Linked DNA regions of Homo sapiens: region 2 is linked to region 1. A link is a loop called in an ENCODE intact Hi-C map of the cell type or tissue named here. Cell type or tissue: PC-3. All regions are shown on one strand. Each heading gives the region's core, and the rest is flanking DNA. Links, peaks and the distances in the headings are about the cores only. Region 1 overlaps STK10 (serine/threonine kinase 10). Region 2 overlaps SH3PXD2B (SH3 and PX domains 2B).

Region 1 (9,946 bases), core at 1,264-9,263:
TCGATAAACCTGTTGAGTGCTTCCTGCTCCAGATAACGTGCCAGGGATACAACTGTGGCCACAGCAGAAATGATCTCTTTCTTTATGGAAATTACAGCGGAGAAAGGGAGATTTCCCTTATCTCCGCCGCCCTTGTCTCTAATACATTTTAAAATGGGAGGAGAAGGGGGAGTGTTTTCATCAGAAGAGACTGCATGGTGAAAATCCCTTTTGAATTGCTCAAGGGCAGCCATCAGCTATCAAGGGACACTCCCTTATAAACTCTGCGGAGGGAGCAAACAGGCTCAGTTCTCTGGGCTGCAAGGTGGGGCTGCCCCACTCTCCCATCTGGGCCCCATCGTGTGGGGCAGAAGGGGAAGTAGCAGCTACCCAAAGAGCTGGCTGGTGCGTGCCTGAGGGAGGCCCTGGGGACCTACGGTGTGTCATTGCACGTTGGTGGTTTCTGTTTCTCGTCTCTCTTCTCAGGAAGGGATCGGCAGGGCCTGTGGTCGGGGAGTGGCCACCTTTTGGGATCCTCACCCTGGGCCTGAGAGGCAGTCACTGTTCCCAAAAGGTTTCCTGGGATGGGATGATGTGCCAGCCCTTAGTGGTGTTTGCGAGGGAGCCAGGCCCACAGGGGGGCCTGGCTGACCCAGCAGGAAGGTGGGGCCAGCTTCCCATTCTTACCCTGGAGGCCCAGGGGAGCCGCCTGCCAGAGTCATCAGCAGAGCCAGGCTCTACCTGGGTTTCCTGCTTCTGCACCTCACTTGCAGCACCTGTTGGTCCCACTTCAGGAGGCTGAGGGCCCCCTGTCCCCTCTTGCTGGCCAGACTGTCCCCTGATATAGCAACTGCTGTCCAGTTAGCACTAACCGGGGCTCAGAAGCCAGCTTTCCTGACCACTCCCAGGAGGTGCCGGGGGGTCTTAGTTCAGCCTCAGCCTTGCCCCAGCCTGAAAAAGGCTGGACTGGCTCATGGGCCGGTGAAAGAATCACCATCTTCTCGCTTTTGCCACGAGTGGACCTTGCATCACAGTGCTTTGCGTTTGTCATTTAATCCTCAGGAAAACCTGCGCAATGGTTCTGTGCTATCACCCCCGTGTCACAGATGGGGAAACTGAGGCTCAGAGGCTTTGTAACTGCCCTGCCCGTCTCCTGCCTTATCTGCTTCCACCCCCGGCCCCCTCCTTCCGGCCAGGCTGTGTCCTGTCCCCGCTGGTCCCTCCAGCCTGCTGTTTCCTGCCTCCCAGTCTGTTTGCAGTTTTCTCTGCCTGGAAATACCTCCCCCAGATCCTGAGTTTGTGTCTAAAGTAGCTCCCCACCCTGCACCCCAGCACTGTGTTCTTCTCCCTGCCTTCTCAGCCCTGGGCCCTTCTCGCTGCCAGGCATTCCGGGGGTTTTGCCAGGTGCCTGTCGCCACCACGGGAATAACATGTGGCATGTCAGGCAGGACTTGGTTGCTTTCATCTCTGTGCCTAGAACAGTGTCGGGCACATAATAGATGTGCAGTTAGTGTATGCTGAATAAAACTGTCCTTCCTCCAAAGCCCCCAGCCCTCCCTCCATGACCGTCCCCTCGAGGTCACACCCCCTACTGTGCACTCTTGAGTAGCCCCGGTCCTGTCTTCCCAACACTTTCCATGTTAGGAGTAGATGTTTGTTTATTTGCTTACTCTCTGCTCCCCCAACTAAACTGTGGATTCCCCGAGGGTCCTCATTGTATTCTCTGATCCCGGCTAGTGTCTCGCTCCTGATGGAGCCTGGTGAGCACCTGAATGAATGGGTGAGTGGACAGTGAAGCAGAAGAGCAGAGGCTGGAACCAAGTTCTCCCGTATTCAGGCCCAGCCTCTTGGCATTGTGCTGCCTCCTTGTTTCACGTTGCAAGTCTGAAAGGAGCTCCTGGATACAGCTCATTTCAAGACCAGGCACTGGTGCCCGGGGTGGCCTGAAGTTGTCATAATGCTGCAGCTTCTTGGGATGAATCGTCCAAAGGCAGCCATCATCTAGCAGGGGACACCCCTCATAAATTCCATTCAGGGAGTTTCAAATGGAGCATCCCGGGTTCTCTCAAAGTGTTGTTTCATCCTGAATCTATTTTTCAGTCAAGATGAAACTTCACCACAGAAGGCAGGAGCCCTGGAGAAAATTTCTCTTGGTAGCGCTGAATTCTTCTCTTAGCAGCGGGTGTGTGAGGAAAGACTGAGAGTGTTGGAATGCATGTAAAGATACATCTTATTGGCCGGTCCTGGTGCCTCACGCCTGTAATCCTAGCACTTTCGGAGGCCAAGGCAGGAGGATTGCTTGAGCCCAGGGTTCAAGACCAGCCTGGGCAACATAGAGACTCCATCTCTACAAAAAATACAAAAATTAGCCGGGTGTGGTGGCATACACCTGTAGTCTCAGCTACTCGGGAGGATTGCTTGAGCCTGGGAGGTTGAGGCTGCAGTGAGCCATGATTGTGCCACTGCACTCCAGCTTGGGTGACAGAGTGGACTCTGTCATGAAAAAAAAAAAAAAGTGTTCATTTATTTTTGCTAGTCCTGCAAATAATACACTTTATCATAGCAAAGGTGTGGAAGTCTCACCACCCACACACAGCCATTTAAGTAGTGTGGTATATTTCCTCCAAGTCAGTTCAGTGTGTATTTTTCCCCTTTTTGGAGTGAGAGGGGCATGATTCTGACCAGACAGTATATTCAACTGTGTATCCCCCTTCTCCCCACTTAACCTTTTACAGTAATATAAATAGTAATCAGTAAGGCCGGGCGCAGTGGCTCACGCCTATAATCCCAGCACTTTGGAAGGCCAAGGCTGGTGGACCACCTGAGGTTAGGAGTTCAAGACAAGCCTGGGCAACGTGGTGAAACTCCATCTCTACTAAAAATACAAAAATTAGCTGGGCATGTCGGCACATGCCTGTAATGTCATCTACTTGGGAGGCTGAGGCACAAGAATCGCTGGAACCCGGGAGGTGGAGGTTACAGTGAGCCAAGATTGCGCCACTGCACTCCAGCCTGGGTGACAGAGCAAGACTCCATCTCAAAAAAATAATAATAAATTAATAAATAGTAATAAATACCGCCCAGGTTGGAGTGCAGTGGCACAATCCTGGCTCACTGCAGCCTCTGCCTCCTGGGTTCAAGTGATTCTCCCACCTCAGCCTCCCAAGTAATTGGGACTGCAGGGACATGCCACCACACCTGGCTAATTTTTTTTTTTTTTTTTTTTTTGAGACAGTCTCACTCTATTGCCTGGGCTGGAGCGCAGTGGTGCGATTGCAGCTCCCTGCAGCCTCCACCTCCCGGGTTCAAGCGATTTTTGTGCCTCAGCCCCCCAAGTATCTGGGATTACAGGCGTCCACCACCACACCTGGCTAATTTTTGTATTTTTAGTAGAGACTGGGTTTTGCCACGTTGGCCAGGTTGATCTCCAACTCCCAGCCTCAAGCGATCTGCCTGTTTCAGCCTCCCAAAGTACTGGGATTACAGGCGTGAGCCACCCTGCCTGGCCTCCATTTTTCTTAATCTATATAAAAAGTTTTAAAATCACTGCCTGATAGCCAAGCAATTATGGTTGTTTTCAGTGTGTCACTATTATTATAATTTTATAATGGCACTGTTATTATAATGGGATTTTGATTAACATCATTATGCATTTTTTTAAATTTAAGACTGTTTCATTAGGGCAGAGTCCTGGATTTGGAATTACTGGATTAAAATGGTATGGGTATTTTAAAGGTTCTTGCTATTTATTGCCAAATTGCTTTCCTGAAGGCTGCTGCCAGTGCAGGCTCTCGTTAGTAGAGAGGAAAGTGTTCATCTCGGTACTTCCTCTCAGCAGCAGATAGTCTTACATTTTTAATGCTTTCTAATTTGCTAGATAGAAAATGGCATCTGTTAGTCGACTTGGAATGTGTACCCCTGAGTCCACATCCCCGGCTTTTACCCCAGGGCTATGGGTGGAAAACGCTAGCTGAGATTTTGTCTTGCAGCTGACTTTGGTGTGTCTGCCAAGAATCTGAAGACTCTACAGAAACGAGATTCCTTCATCGGCACGCCTTACTGGTGAGTCGTGTAGCTTCTGGAAATGGAATGGACTGGATGTAAAAACTCTCCAAGGTGACCACCAGGCGCTTTAGACAGAGAGGGGCCGGAAGACAAGGGCTACACGCCCTGCCTCGTGGCTTACTAGCTGTGTGACCTTGGACAAGCTGTTTAGCTTTCCCGTGCGTCAGTTTCTTCATCCATAAAATTAGGGATATAATGGCCCCTACTTAATAAGGCTACTGTGAGAATGAAATGAAATGGTGCACATAGAAGGCACTCCATTAATAACTGAACTAGAATCCATAAAACAGGATTCAGTTCGTGATTTATTCGCCACGTATGTATTGAGGGCCGGGGATGGGGACCGTGAAGGTGAACAGTACAAGTTCAATTCCTACCGTCATGTGAAGTCTCCCTGGACTTCTGTAGTCTGTCGTGTTTCCTTCTTTTCCAGAACTATTACTTTAAAAGCAAAACACTGTCACTCAATTTCACGCCTGACTACTCTCTGTTTGCCGTGTTTCCAATTTTTTCATGTGCATTACTTGCCATTGTGTAGTTTGGGCTCCTTTCTTGCTTGCTTGTTACTCACCCTTGCTCTCTCTCTCCCCCCTTTTATACCTGTTTCTCCTCTCTGTGCTGGTGTCTTCTCGCCCACCCACCTCCACGCCCCTTTTTTTTTGCTCCGCACCTTCCCCTCCGCTCCCACCCGCCCCCTCCCCAGGACTCTGTGTTCCGGGTTGCTGCTGCCATCTCGCGGTAGGCATCGGAACTGCAGCAGGACGTGGCGGGGAGCCGCGTGGAGGCGTTTTTCTGTGGAAGAGCGTCCTAAGGAAGACAGTGGGATGCAAAGTCACGCAGATCATGATTCGGGAGTGCTGCCAACCCCGACAGTGGCTCGTGGTGGCCCTTGACCCTGAATGTCCAAGAAGCACCTGTAAAGGCCAGATTCTTAGCCCTATGTTGTCCCTTGGTTGGTTCAGGATGGCCCCCGAGGTGGTCATGTGTGAGACCATGAAAGACACGCCCTACGACTACAAAGCCGACATCTGGTCCCTGGGCATCACGCTGATTGAGATGGCCCAGATCGAGCCGCCACACCACGAGCTCAACCCCATGCGGGTCCTGCTAAAGATCGCCAAGTCGGACCCTCCCACGCTGCTCACGCCCTCTAAGTGGTGAGGGGCAGGGGCAGGGCCACCTGCCGGGGTGCCTGCGCCGGGATTAGGGCTGGAATATGTGGTGGACGGGGCTGGGGAGGTGCAGTGGTAGCGTTCTCCTGGTGCTGCTAGCTCCAAAGGAGAGGTTGGGGCCTGGGGGTCTTCAGGCGTTTCTGAGCCCCCCCGGGCCCTTCGTGCCTCTTTTTCCCTTTGTGTTCCTTTTTTTTTTTTTTTTTGAGATAGGGTCTCACTCTTTTGCCCAGGCTGGAGTACAGTGGTGCAGTCATAGCTCACTGCAACCTCGACCTCCTAGGCTCAAGAGATCCTCACACCTCAGCCTCCCTTGTAGCCGAGAGTACAGGCACCCACCACCATGCCTGGCTAATTTTCTGTAGAGACAAGGTCTCCTATGTTGCCCAGGCTGGTCTTGAACTCCTGGCCTCAAGGGATCCGTCTGCCTCGGCCTCCCAAAGTGCTGGAATTACAGGCGTGAGCTACCGTGCTGCCTCTGTGCACTTGACATGAGATCTTCACCAGAGCAAACCAAGTCACCCAAATAAGCTGGCTCCCACTGGGGAACAGGAGCCCCAGCTGAGCCGCAGGAGCCACATGGCACACCCTGGGCGGGACATCGGGGGCCTGGGTTCAAATCCCGGCACTGCTGAGTCTCCTCACTGCGTGGCCTGGGCACGTCCCTGCTCCTCGCCGATGTCTGGGTCCCCATCTGGACAGTGGTGTCCATGATGAAAAGGGCGTCGTGTAGGCCCTGTCACTGTTTTAGCTTGTGAAAGTTTCCTCTGTCCTTTGAGGGGCATGATTGGGACAGTGGAGTCTGTGACGTGGGGGGCTTCTCTCTGCTCTTGCCTCCTCCATGCTTACCTCTGACGCCTGTCCTCCCAGGTCTGTAGAGTTCCGTGACTTCCTGAAGATAGCCCTGGATAAGAACCCAGAAACCCGACCCAGTGCCGCGCAGCTGCTGGAGGTGAGTGGATTCCCCTCCCACTCTGCTCCCTGAAGGGTGGAGCCTAATGAACTCACCAGTGACCTGGACGCTGGGCATGTTCTCACCCCGCCCAGGGAACAGCATGGACAGCTGTTTGTCCATCAGCGGGTATTCCCCAGGCACCTCCTGAATGCCAGCTCTGTGTTGGGAGTGCCTTGGGGAACGAAGCCACCCAGACCTTGTCCTCATGGAGCGTGTGTTCCAGTGGGGATACAGGTGGCAAATAAGCAAGTATGTGTGCGTGGCAGGGGGTGGCCAGTGCCACGGAAGGAGATCCACAGTGCAGGGGTGGGGCGCCTGGGATCAGCTGTTGTCTTGTAAGGGAGGATAAGGAAGGGTTCTCTGGGTGAGCAGATGTCCACAGGAAGGGAAGGAGCAAGGCCAGTGGCCCAGAGGGAGAGGAGGCAAACGCCTGGGACAGCAGCATGTTCCACACATGCTGGGAAGAGCCAGGGGGTGGGGGTGGGAGGTGGGGGAGCAGGAGCACAGGGGCCAGGGGAGGGGAGACGAGAGCGGAGAGGCACTGGGGCGTCTGTCCCAAGGCTCGATGGTTCCCTAGGAGAACACCTGGCCTCAGCATATTCTCTCCCCACAGGAGACTTAGGACAGCAAAAGCACAGAGAGAACTCAGCCCAAGGAGGAGGTGTGTGGGAAAAGGTCTTGGGAGCCAGGTGCAAGCTTCCAGAGCCCTCTCCCAGTACAGTCACCAGGACAGCTTAATTCTCTGTGCTGTCCACCACGGAAGCCCCTTAGGGTTTTTAGTGGGTAGTGGTCACATAAGCACCCCCTGCCTGGCACAGACCAGAGTTCCAGACTCTAGAAGGAAAGGAGGTATTCCACCTAAGCCATATTGTTTGCAGAACAGTTTAGGCAGAGCGGGCCACTCTTATTAGTTAATGGTGGGAGCCCTCTCCTAGTTTGCAGAGACCAGCTGAGGATCCAACCTTGTTAGCGGCCCTTTCTGAAGCTTGCTGTGTTATTTTCTGCACACAGGGTCCTGCAGGGCCTTGCAAGCCAGAGCCAGGTCCTGGGCTTTATCTGTGCATTAGGGGAGACACAGCATCGACATCCATTTACAAGGGTCTTCCTGCCTTCTGGCTGCTGTATGCGGGATCAGGAGACTCTGAGCATCTCATTAGCTGGCTGTACTGCCTTAGAATGGGCAGGTGGATAATGGTTTCCTTGAAGCTTTTTGAACTATTGGAGGGAGCTGTGAGCCACTCTTTGCCTGGGCCCATGCCTCGAGTTAGGGCGTCATGGCTGGAGGCTGGGTGAGGTCGGTGTGTCCACAACAGTGTTCTGAGGGCTGTGCACAGCACTTGCCCGGTCATTTGCAAATCTGCCGACCAGTGTCCCCATGTCACTGCCACTGATGGAAGAGGGGGAGGAATGGGCCTGGGTGATGCAACAGGGCTGCCCTTTCACTGCCGTGTCGGCTCCGGTCCTGCCCTCAGCATGACAGCCTTAGAGGTGCAGTGGCAGGAAGGGGAGGAAGGCGCCACACCAGGCACTTGAGTCTTTGTATTCACCCAGCTTTTCCCAGCTTCCTACTGTGTGCCATGCACTGGGCCTGTGGTCGGCATTCTGAGCCACTGTGCGTCCTTCTGGGGTAGCAGCTTAGTTATTATGAGTGTGAGCTGGGGCGGGAAAGTCCAGGGTTCGACAGCTCTGCCATTTACTGGCTGTGAGCCCCTGGGCAAATGGCTTAACCTCTCTGTGACTTGCTTGTCACTCTGAAATGGGAGTGAATAGCAGCAGTCCCCTTACTGGGTGGTTGTGAGGATTAAATGAAGAGGTACTATGAAGCGCTTAGCTTAACTCTTAAGCACAGTGCTCCAGGAATGCTTGATGCATAGGACTGAGGTATTTATTTTTTTAAAAATGAAAAGAACCAGAATGCAAAATGAGGTCTATCTACTGCCGGGGGTGGGGGGTCACAGTTGTTCCTTTTACATTTCTATAACGTATTTGAAAGCAAATTTCTGGAGTGCCCAAAGGCCTCATTTTCTGGGTATTGTTGGGAGTGGGCTGGGGCCCCCCGAAGTGGGTGGGGTCGAGTGGGGCTGCTGTCACTGTCCAAGCCGCTTGGGGCCAATTGTTTCCTGTAAGAGGCACCTCCTGCCCTGATACATCCGGCCTCCAGGACATTCCACGGAGAGACCAGCTGTCCCCCATCCCCATATGGCAGCTCCGGAGCTGCAGCCTCAGCCAGGAATTTCCGCTCCATACTTGGAAAAAATGTCCTGCCAGAGGATTCTTACCGTCCAGCAGAAAGGGTTGCAGAACAAAGGAGCGATCTCTGGAGATGAATAAAGCACCTTTCACGCCTGTGCTGCTGCTGGCTTCACCCACGCGCCTTTTCCTCTCCAGTGAGAGAGGGTGGGCATGGCATTACCCCCTCGGGAGGACACCGGGATCAGAGCAGGGAGGTGACTGGCCCCAGGCCGCTTGGCTTTGAGTGACAGAGGTGGGCCCAGATCTTGGCTTCCCAGCCCCCACCTCCAGTGCTGTCAGCCTTCAGGGTGTCTACCGGCTTCCAAGAAGTGCCTGGCTCTCACGTCTCCCTGTGTCCCGCCCTGGGCGGAGTGATTCACGCCCCCATTGGTTTGTGATTCATTCATTGACTCCTGCAGACATTCTTTGGGCCTGGACCAACTTGTGGTTAGTAACCAGGCTCTGAAATCAGACATGCCATGCCCCGCCCCCCCCACCCAGAATCTGCATGGTTCTCACTCTGTGCCTCAGTTTCCTCATCTGTAAGATGTAGAGAGTGCTGGCTGCACAGGATTGTGTGAGTGAATGAGATTTTGTATGTAACATTTTTAACATACAGCTGTCACATGTGAGGTGCTGAGTAGATACTGGCTGAATTTGCTCTTAAACCCGTCCACTCTATCACAGCTGCTCTTGTCAAGGTTGTCAGCGGTTTCTGTGCCATGGGTCAGCCTTGGTGTTGGTCTCACTGAACACATCAACAGCACCAGCCCAGTCGATCTCCTCCTCCTGTCGGCACTCGACCTCCAGGCCTCCACACACCCTTGGTCATAAGCCTCTCCTTCTCCGTTGCCTTTGCTCGCCCCCCTTTGCCCCAGCTCATTAGTGTGAGAGTGCACAGGGCCCTCCCTCCATCTCCACGCACCCAGCGTGCAGCACTCCCAGCTCCATGCCTCGGCCCGCGTCCAGCTGTTGACTCCCCGGAGGTCCAGTGGGCATCTCACACTGAACGCTGAGCACTTGGATCTTTTCGCCGACGTGCTCCACCACTGGCTTTCCCATCTCGGCCGATGGCAGCTCCACCCTTCCAGTGGCTCAGGCCCCAAACCATGCAGGCACCCTTGCTCCTCTTTCTTCCACACTCCCTAGCCCACCTATCAGGAAATCCCGTTGTCCCTGCATTCGGTACGTGCCTAGACTTCAGCCTTTCCCACCCCTCCATTGCAGCCACTACCTGGGCCACCACCACCTCTCACTCGGGCTGCTGCCTCCTCGCTGGTCCCCTGCCCTCTCTGTTGGGTCTGGGCTGAGCACAGCAGCCAGAGTGAACCTTCTCAACAGGGGCCAGCTCATGTCCTCCCCGGGCCAAAGCTCCCCAGTGGCTCCCGTTTCACTCTAGGGAAAACCCAGAGTCTCAGGGCCCCTTAGAGTGCTGTGTGATCCGCCCCCCCCACCCTGCTGACCCCCATCGCCCCTCTCGCTCCCACACTCCAGCCTCACTCTTCTCCAGCCTGCCCAGCCGCCTTGCTGTGCTCTGAACACGGCA
Region 2 (9,946 bases), core at 1,329-9,328, 260 kb before region 1:
TTGCTGGTGGGAATATAAAATGGTGCAGTCACTGTGGACATCTGTGTGGCACTTCCTCAAGAAGTTAAACCTGGAGTTACCATATGACCTAGCAATTCCCCTCTTAGGTATATAACCAAGAGAAATAAAAATACATGTCCATACAAAAACTTGTACACAGATGTTCACAGAAACATTATTCAAAATAGCCAAAGAGTGGAAACAACCCAAATGTCAAGCAACTTAGTGAGGAGTAAACAAATTGTGGTTTATCCAGACAATGGAGTATTACTTAGCAACAAAAAGGAATGAAGTGCTGATACATACCATAACACAGATGAACCTCAAAGACATTATGCCAAATGAAAGAAGCCAGACACAAAAGGCCACACATTATATGATTCTATTTATATGAAACATCCAGAATAGGCAAATCGTTAGAGACAGCAAGCAGGATTTGTGGTTGCCAAGGCCTGGAGGAGGGGGAATGGGAAGTGACTAATAACAGGTATAGGGCTTCTTTTTGGAGTGATGAAAGTGGTCTGGTGATGGTTGGACAACCTTGTGAATATACTAAAAACCAGTAAATTGTATACCTTAAAAGGATGGGTTTTGTTTGTTTGTTTTGTTTTGTTTTTGAGACAGAGTCTCGGTCTGTCTCCCAGGCTGGAGTGCAGTGGCATGATCTCGGCTCACTGCAGCCTCCACCTCCCAGGTTCAAGCGATTCTCCTGCCTCAGCCTCCTGAGTAGCTGGGATTACAGGTGCCCACCACCACACCTGGCTCATTTTTGTATTTTTAGTAGAGATGAGGTTTTGCCATGTTGGCCAGGCTGGTCTCCAACTCCTGACCTCAGGTGATCTGCCTGCCCCAGGCCTCCCAAAGTGCTGGGATTACAGGCGTGAACCACCGCTCCTGGCCTAAAGGATGAGTTTTATGGTTTGTCAATTATATCTCAGTTTTTTAAAAGTTAGTTCGATCTGGGTTCCAATTCTAGCTGTGCTACTTGCTAGCTGTGTGACCTTGAGCAAATTACTTAGCCTCTCTGTTCCTCGTCTGTAAAATGGGAATAAGAATAATACTTATTTCCTGGGATCGTTGTGAGTATTGAATGAGTGAACTACAAATGCCTAGCAGGGTGCCGGCACTGGGTCTAGCACCATTTAATAATATTAGCTAATGCTACTGTTGCCACAATGTCCATCCCAACCCAACCACTGCAAACTTCATTACTCATGAGATAACTTAAAGTGCTTTGTAAGCCCTAATTTGTAATGCTGCATTTGTGATACAGTTGCTTTCCCCACTCCCCCCACCAAGATGGAGTCTTGCTCTGTCACCCAGGCTAGAGTGCAGTGGCACGATCTCGGCTCACTGCACCTCCACCTCCCAGGTTCAATTGATTCTCCTGTCTCAGCTTCCCGAGTAGCTGGGACCACAGGCATGTGCCATCATGCCCAGCTAATTTTTGTATTTTTAGTAGAGATGGGATTTCACCATGTTGGCCAGGCTGGTCTCAAACTCCTGACCTCAGGTGATCCACCCGCCTCAGCCTCCCAAAGTGCTGGGATTACAGGCGTGAAGCACCATGCCTGGCCGATACAGTTGCATTTATAAACTCTGACACGGGTGACGACGGTAAGGGACTCACTATTCATTATTCCCTGTGAATTCTAGCCCATAGTAGTGTCCCCTCTCACCACTTGGGAGGTGCACTGTGTTCACTGCTGTCCAAACTTCTGCCCAGTTTTAATGTGTTCCCTGTACACTTACTGCCAAGCACTTTCTGCCCCATGTCTATGGCTTAGGGGACCCCAAGAAATGGGGCAGGGACCTCTGCTGTGCCTGATGAGGTAGGCATCAGGCTCAGTGCAGTGTGAGGACCTAACTCCTATTTTCAAACTGCAATCCCCTTCGGCTCCTCCCCAGGGCTTCCAGTCTACAAATAAATGGAGACACTGGTCCCCAGGGCACCAGAGCACTTATCAGGCAAAGGGGGAAAATTAAGAGAAGTTCTTTCTCTTTGAAGAAGTCAGGGTTCCTCTAGTTGGCCTGGATTTTATTCATTCACTGATGATGTTGTGGGGGGTGGAGAATCTCAGTTTCCCGGCAGAATAACTCACGTCAATACATGGCAAGTACTGACTCGTTACTCTTCCCACCCCCTTTCTTTCCTGTACAGGGAGCACATTGGGAAAAAGAAATCTGGTAAGAATATTTTCTATTTTCTTCTCTTCGTTCAGTTTTCGGCAAACTCCAGCCGAGCACCAACTGTGCACCAGGCTCTGGGTTCCATGCTGAGGATACAGTGATGTGGATGGGTGGATGGTTGGCAGGAGGGAGGGAAGGGAAGGAGGGGTGGCTGAACTGGTGGAGGGATGGATGGATGGATGGATGGATGGATGGATGGATGGATGCTTGATTGATTGGTTGATACCCCATCCCATTTCCCAAAAATAGTATTTGAGGTTGTTTCATCCAATATACCAAAAAACTGCCAAGTGGTTGAGACTTGGAGTCTTTCTCAGAGAATGCCTTCATGGAGAAGGGGAGGCAGACTTCTTCCTAGCCATGCTATCGGGAGTTAAATGCCTTTGTTCCACTTTATACAGAGCAATATGGTAGCTGAGAGCTAAGAGCATTCTTCTCAGGTGTGATAAGGGATCGGAAAGGAGGGACCCTGGGTCTTGATGAAGGATCAGAAGGTTTCCATAGAATGAGGGGCATCCCGGGCTGAGGGGATCGCCAGGCACAGGCTGGGAAGCAGGAATGTGCGGTAGATTTGGGCCATGTCCATTTGACATCCTTGGCGCCAGACCCCAGCCCTTTTTGGGCAATGACAGATGCAGCGTCAAGCGACTCCCGTCCCTATTGCCATTCTCCCTAAAATACATTATATTCCCTCCTAATAAGCTTTCCATTTCCTGGATGACACAACTCTTCTCTCAGAAGCAATTATGGAGAAAGAGAAGGTGGGAAATTGCGTATGCACAGAGGAATAATTGAGCTCTCCCCTGGGGTTTATACATTTATATAAACAGTGGCCCAACTTTTTCTTCCTGCCACCCAAGATCATCCTCCACATCTGCAAAGGCCCCGGCCCATACCTTACCTGGAGCCAATGTGGACTTCGGAACTTCCAGAATCCAGCGCTCTTTAATTTCCTAGGGTGCCAGGAGGTTTGAAGGGGTTGATGAGGATCAGGGGTGCGAACAGAGATCCTAGAAGTGAAAAAGGATACCCCCTCTCATGGGCCTCAGTTTCCTTATCTGTAAACTGGGGTTGATATAGCAATCTGCCTTGTGGGATTATTATAGGATTTATAATCATATTTGTAAGGCACCTAGAATAGTGCCTGGCACATTGTCAGTAATGTATGCTTGATGCCGTTTTTATTACTACTACTGTTACTTAAAATACATGGGTGCCCCTGACCAGCAGTAGTATATTAGTTCATTCTCACACTTCTGTAAAGAAATACCTGTGACTGGATAATTTATAAAGAAAAGAGGTTTCATTGGCTCATCGTTCTGCAGGCTGTACGGGAAGCACAGTGGCTTCTGCTCAGCTTCTGGGGAGGCCTCCGGGAGCTTTCCATCATGATGGAAGGCAAAGGTGGAGCAAGCAGTTTTTATATGGCAGGAGCAGGACCAAGAGAGAGAGGGGCAGTGCTACACACTTTTAAACAACCAGATCTCCTGAGAACTCCATCTCGAGACAGCACCAAAGGGATGGAGCTGAACCATTCATGAAGGACCCACCCCCATGATCCAATCACCTCCCACCAGCCCCCACCTCCAACATTGGGGATTACAGTTCGACATGAGATTTGGGTGGGGACGCAGATCCAAACCATATCAAGTAGAAATTCCAAATTCAAAAGCTCCAGTACCTTTGCTGCCCCTGGGTACGGGCCCTGTGGTCAACTTCACAGGCCCCACAGTCATTCTCTCTGCCTCAGGGAATGGCGTCGAGAATTAACTTCAGCCTTTTCCCAACCAGTCCATTTATAGCTCCTCTTTCTAGTTTAATAGGTACTGGCCAGAGCCATGGCATCCTGCTAAAGCTGCAAATAGTTCCCGAGCCCCGGGGATAATTATATGTTTCTCAGAAAAGAGCAGAGAGAAGAGGAGCTGCCACTCTTGGGCTGGCAGAGTTTCTGGTTTCGAGTATGCAGAGACTTTCCCTAGAAGGAATGGGTGTGGGAGGGTAGAGAAGAGAGGAAAGAGACAGCTCTGGTTTGTGACAAACACAAATGTCCAGTCGGAACGGGCTTGATGAGGGGATTTGTCTGGAAAAGGGAGAAAAAGCTCTAATTTGTGGTGACTGCTGTTACGTCATTCACCTGAAATGATGGGGATGGATTTATTTATAGTTCAACTGGTTGGAAAATAGCATCTTTCTTCATTCAAACTAAGAATCCAAGCTGGGATTAGCCTTATATCTTATGTGACCTTTGAACACTTCCTTTATTTTAGAATAAGCCTTTTGGATTGAATTTTGAAGGGATCTAACATTGACAGACTAACTCCTGAGATTTCTACACCAAAACTCTGCTTTGGAGAAGGCTTATCTGCCTCTGGCGTTTCCCAGTCATGGCTGGCTGGCTGGCTCCTACAGACTTTGGCTAATGTGGTCTCAAATTCTGCTCATCCTGCAGAAAATGAATCTTCTCACTAAAAGTCAAGAGATCATGCAATTATTTGAGGAACATATTTCTTCCTGATTTTTCTAACCTTTACTTAAAAGCATTCTTTGTTTACTGACTCTTTCAGCAAGATTGACAGTATAGTGAATTTTTGGAAGGAAAATCCCCTTTACCCTTCATCTTAAAAATTCAAGACATGTCATCATGAAGAAAAAATATGCCCAAACAGAAAACTTCTGTGGTAGATAAGGCACTGTACCTCTTGAGAGTATTTTATAACACTTGATAATAAAAATCACCCTTCCAATGTCAGACTTTCCTCTTTCTCATCCCCTCTTCTCTCATATTTCCTGCTGGGCCACAAAAGTGATAATCCTTGCCTAGGAATCCTTTGATTTCACACTTGGCAACTCCTAGAATTTAGCTTTAGTTGCCTGCCGCAACATTTAGAGATTGCAATTATTATGGCATTATAGAGCTTGGCTGCAATATCACGCTCCACCAGTAGGTGTCTTCACTTAACAACTAAACGTCCTGAAGCCTAAGTGGAGACTCCTGGTAGATCAAATGAATGAACCTTTTTTCATCAGTTTCAATAAGTTGAGTGCTCTGAGTGAAATGAAGCAACTTGCTCTGAAAGAACTGGTGCTGAAAAAGCAACTCCATGCATTCTCTGAACCACTTCATGGCAGAGAACTACAGTCTAAGCTACTGCCATGGAAAAACAGCAAGGAGATTGTAGTCTTGGACCTGGCCCCAGAGCAAGTCTTGGAGGAAGTGCCAGCCCTGAGCCCTGTGCCACTCCGGGGTGTGCTCCAGCCAACCCAGAGTCACAGCCCAGAGCGCTCTCCCCTCCTCATTTCCTGGCTCTCTGTCTTGCTTATAGCAAATCTCATGATTCCTTGGTTCTGTCATTCTGTCACTGCTCATAGTTTTGCCAAATCCCATTGGCACACTGGTTAGGAGGGTTAGTGCAGAAACGCCCAGCGCATTCATCAGAGTCCTGAAAATTGTATGTGGTGCAACTGTGCCACCATCAGGTGTTAAAACTGGGTGGCAAAAGTTGAGCTTCTTGGACAGAGTAAACCTGACTTAACTGGATCTTCACTTAACTGAAGCCTTCTTTCTACTTATAGTCAAGAAGGAGTCATCTTTAATTTATAAGATTATAAATTTATAAGGATGCCTGGAGCCTTGTGTAGAGGAGGAAGGGTTTCTAGAAGTCTTCATTTATCCTGTGTTCATTCATCCCACAAATGTCTGTTGTACACCTGTGCTGGATGCTGAATGAACAAGACAGGTACAGTTATTCATTCAATATTTATTTAATGTATAATTAATTTATAATTTATTTAAACACCTACTAGGTGCTTAATAAATACTAAATGAGTAACTATCTGTACCTGGTAGTGCTCTGGGTCCCCAGGTGGAAACCATTCTCACAGTCTGGTAGCAAAGAGACCTGTATAAACAAAACGAAATGTGAAGGAAGGCATTTGAATGCTCCCTGAGATAGGAAGTCATTAAAGCTGGGGCGGGGTGGGGAGGGGTTGGGGTTTTTTTGTTAGTTTGTTTGTTTTTTGAGATGAAGTCTCACTCTGTTGCCCAAGCTGGAGTTCAGTGGTGCGATCTCGGCTCACTGCAACCTCCACCTCCCGGGTTCAAGCAATTCTTCTGCCTCAGCCTCCCGAGTAGCTGGGACTACAGGCACACACCACCATGCCTGGCTAATTTTTGCATGTTTAGTACAGACGGGATTTCATTATGTTGGCCAGGCTGGTCTCAAACTCCTGACCTCATGATCCGCCCACCTCGGCCTCCCAAAGTGCTGGGATTACAGGCGTGAGCCACTGCGCCCGGCAAAGCTGAGTTTTAAACTGTTCCTTCCTTCATTCAGACACTTACTGAGCCCTAGTAAGAAGCCACCCATGTTCTAGGCCAGGGGTTGACAAACTTTCTCTAAAGGGTCAGACAGTGAATATGTTAGCCTTTATAGGCCACATACAGTCTCTATCACTACTACCACCAATAATAATAATAATTCTTTCTCATTTTCTCATTCCTCTTCTCCTTCTTTACAGCTCTTAAAAAATATTTAAAAAAAAAACAAAACAAACAAAACAAAACAAAACAAAAAAAATACATAAAAACATTCAACCAGGCGTGGTGGTTTACACCTGTAATCCCAGCAGTTTGGGAGGCCAAGGTGGGCAGATCACCTGAGGTCAGGAGTTCGAGACCAGCCTGGCAAGCATGGCGAAACCCTGTCTCTACTAAAAATACAAAAATTAGCCAGGCATGGTGGTGCATGCCTGTAATCCCACCTACTCAGGAGGCTGAGGCAGGAGAATTGCTTGAACCCAGGAGGCAGTGGTTGCAGTGAACCGAGATTGCACCATTGTACTCCAGCCTGGGCAACAAGAGCAAAACTCCGTCTCAAAAATATATATATATATATTTTTTTTTATATTATATATTTAAAAACATATATATATACTATATATTATGTATTATAAAAATGTATTTTATATATTTAATATACATATTATATATGTGTATTATATATTAAATATATATGTATATTATATATTAAATATATATATATTACATATATTAAATATATATTTTATATATATATAATATATATATATTTTATATATATAACATATATATTTTATATATATATAATATATATATTTTATATATATAACATATATATTATATATATATATAACATATATATTATATATATAACATATTTTATATATATATATAACATATTTTATATATATATAATATATATATATTTTATATATATATATAATATATATATATTTTATATATATATATATAATATATATATATTTTATATATATATATAATATATATATATATAAGCATTCTTAGCTCCCCTTGCACCAAAACATATCACAGGCCTACGAGCCGTTAGGCAGTATGAATATAGCAGTGAACAAGAGACTGTCCCTGCCCTTGTGGCACTTCTATTCTAGAGTAGAAAAGTAAACAAGGAGACAAGTAAATATACAGAACCTATGACAGTTTTTGAAAGCACTGTGGAAGAAATAAAACTGAATGAGGCAGTGCAAGGCAGGCAGGGAAGGTCTCATTGATAAGATGCCACTTGAGCAGGAACCTGAAGGAAAGGAGAGCAAAGGCTATGCACATATCTGGAGAAGACTGTCCCTAGCAGAGGGAACAGCAAATGCAAAATTCCCTGCAGTAGAAACAGGCTTTGCATGAGAAGGACTGGCAAGGATGCTACTGGTCAGAGCCTAGCAACCAAAGATATAAGTGAATTAGGTTTGACTGCAAGTAGCAGAAAATCCAAAATAATTGTGACTTAAACAATTGAACTTTTTTCTTCTTAGTTCAAATCCCAAAGATAGTCCAGGAGTGATAGATTGTTCAATGGTAGCAGGGACCCAGGCCCCCATCTTGCTGCTCTGCCATGCAACACCAGCATTCCCAAGGTTGCTTATGACCCAAGATGGCTGCTGCAGCACCAGCCATCACATTGACATTTCAACCAGTAGTAATGAGGAAAGGGTGATGCAGAGCCAGTTACCTCCTGTAAGGACTCTTACCAAGCACATGTGCACAATTCCACACTTATATCCCATTGTCTGGGGCTTCGTTACATGACCACTCCCAACTATAAAGGAGTCTTATTCCAAGTGGCCCTGTGCCCTGCCAAAACTCAGGAATTCTATTACTATAGAAGAAATAGAGGATGGGGGATAAGTAACCATCTGCGCCACATTGGGGAGAGTGAAGGAGATAAGGTCTAATAAGGTATCAAAAGGCCAGGCGCAGTGGCTCACAACTGTAATCCCAGCACTTTGGGAGGCTGAGGCAAGTGGATTGGTTGAGCCCAGGAGTTCAAGACCAGTCCGGGCAACATGGTGAAACCCCAAATCTATTTGAAAAAAAAAAAAAAAACTGATGAGAGGGGGATTAGACAGGGCCCTGTAGGCCACAGAGGGTTTTCACAAGTGAGGTAAGGACCATCACAGGGACTTCACCTTTGAGAAACATGTTCTGACACATCTTTTAAAAGGATCACTCTAGCTGCTATATTGAAAACAGATGGCAGCCGGGCGCAGTGGCTCAAGCCTGTAATCCCAGCACTTTGGGAGGCCGAGGCAGGCGGATCACTTGAGGTCAAGAGTTCGAGACCAGCCTGGCCAACATGGGTGAGACCCCATCTCTACTAAAAATACGAAAATTAGCTGTGTGTGGTGGTGCATGCCTGTAGTCCCAGTTACTCGGGAGGCTGAGGCGAGAGAATCGCCTGAGCCCTGGGGGCAGAGGTTGCAGTGAGCTGAGATCGTGCCACTGTACTCCAGCCTGGGCGATGGGGCAAGACTCTGTCCCCAAAAAAAAAAAAAAAAAAAAATGGCCGGGCACGATGGCTCACACCTATAATCCCAGCACTTTGGGAGGCCACAGCGGGCAGATCTCCAGGTCAGGAGATCAAGACCACCCTTGCCAACATGGTGAAACCCCATCTCTACTAAAATACAAAAAAATTAGCCAGGTGTGGTGGCATGTGCCTGTAGTCCCAGCTACTCAGGAGGCTGAGGCAGGAGAATCACTTGCACCCGGGAGGCAGAGAGTGCAGTGAGCCGAGATTGCACCGCTGCACTTCAGCCTGGCAACAGAGCAAGACTTCGTCTCAAAAAAATAAATAAATAAAATAAAATAAAATAAATAAATAAATAAATTGCAGGGTCAAGGCTGGTACCAGGGACCAGTTAGGAGGCTAAGAATAGGTGGTTCCCACTGAAATAAGAAGGAGAGGTTGAGACATCCCAGGCAGAGAAAATAGCCTCTGCAAAGGCACCTTTGTGCTTTGCAGGTGCACCAGGGATGAAGTGGCCAAAAGACAAGATCAGAAGGCAAGCCGAGCCCATGGCAGGTGCTGAGCAGGGAGTGGCATGATCAGAGTAGCATTTTTGAGCAAGCATTCTGGCTGCTGTATGGAGGGCAGACTGGAGGGGCAGGACAGAGACCAGTTACAGGATCTGCCTCCCCTCCCCTCCCCTGGCCCCAGGGAAGCCCCTCTCAGACCCTGGGGCAGAGGGTGTGGCTCCATGAGGACATGGTGAAGCCAGGTGATGGAGCACTGCACAGAAAATCTGTGTGAAACCTGCGGCTCTGTGAGGAAATCCTCACAGCCACTCCCTGACCCCACACCAGCCAACGACTGCCTGCCTGGAAGACGTGGGCATGTCTCTTTGAGCATTAACCTGGGCAGCAGGTGCAGGCACCAACCTGGCTGTGAAGTGGGTGCTTTTT

What was found. A loop is a pair of places that touch in the nucleus more often than their neighbours do. Peaks named below come from ENCODE experiments on the same cell type or tissue, not always from the same donor. Only the 100,000 strongest peaks of a DNase experiment are listed, where the experiment ranks them.
Region 2: it touches region 1 in a loop (4-fold over the local background); 7 of 110 quality-filtered maps call a loop at or near these places.

The regions. Positions count from the first base shown.
Region 1 is chr5:172,101,875-172,111,820 of GRCh38, reverse strand. It overlaps STK10 (serine/threonine kinase 10), which reads left to right. Exons shown (of 19, transcript NM_005990.4): 5 at 3,969-4,041; 6 at 5,007-5,201; 7 at 6,084-6,165. Among named protein-coding and RNA genes, the nearest start is that of STK10, 81 kb to the left of the region's middle. RefSeq lists enhancers at 264-733, 9,189-9,946. In PC-3, for the core only: CTCF peaks have their summits at 4,587 and 4,792 (motif pointing left); DNase peaks (open chromatin) are centred at 4,040 and 8,780; H3K4me3 peaks cover 925 bases; H3K27ac peaks cover 1,116 bases.
Region 2 is chr5:172,366,031-172,375,976 of GRCh38, reverse strand. It overlaps SH3PXD2B (SH3 and PX domains 2B), which reads left to right. Exons shown (of 13, transcript NM_001017995.3): 6 at 2,162-2,187. Among named protein-coding and RNA genes, the nearest start is that of SH3PXD2B, 84 kb to the left of the region's middle. RefSeq lists an enhancer at 8,478-8,767. In PC-3, for the core only: a CTCF peak has its summit at 5,137; a DNase peak (open chromatin) is centred at 5,156.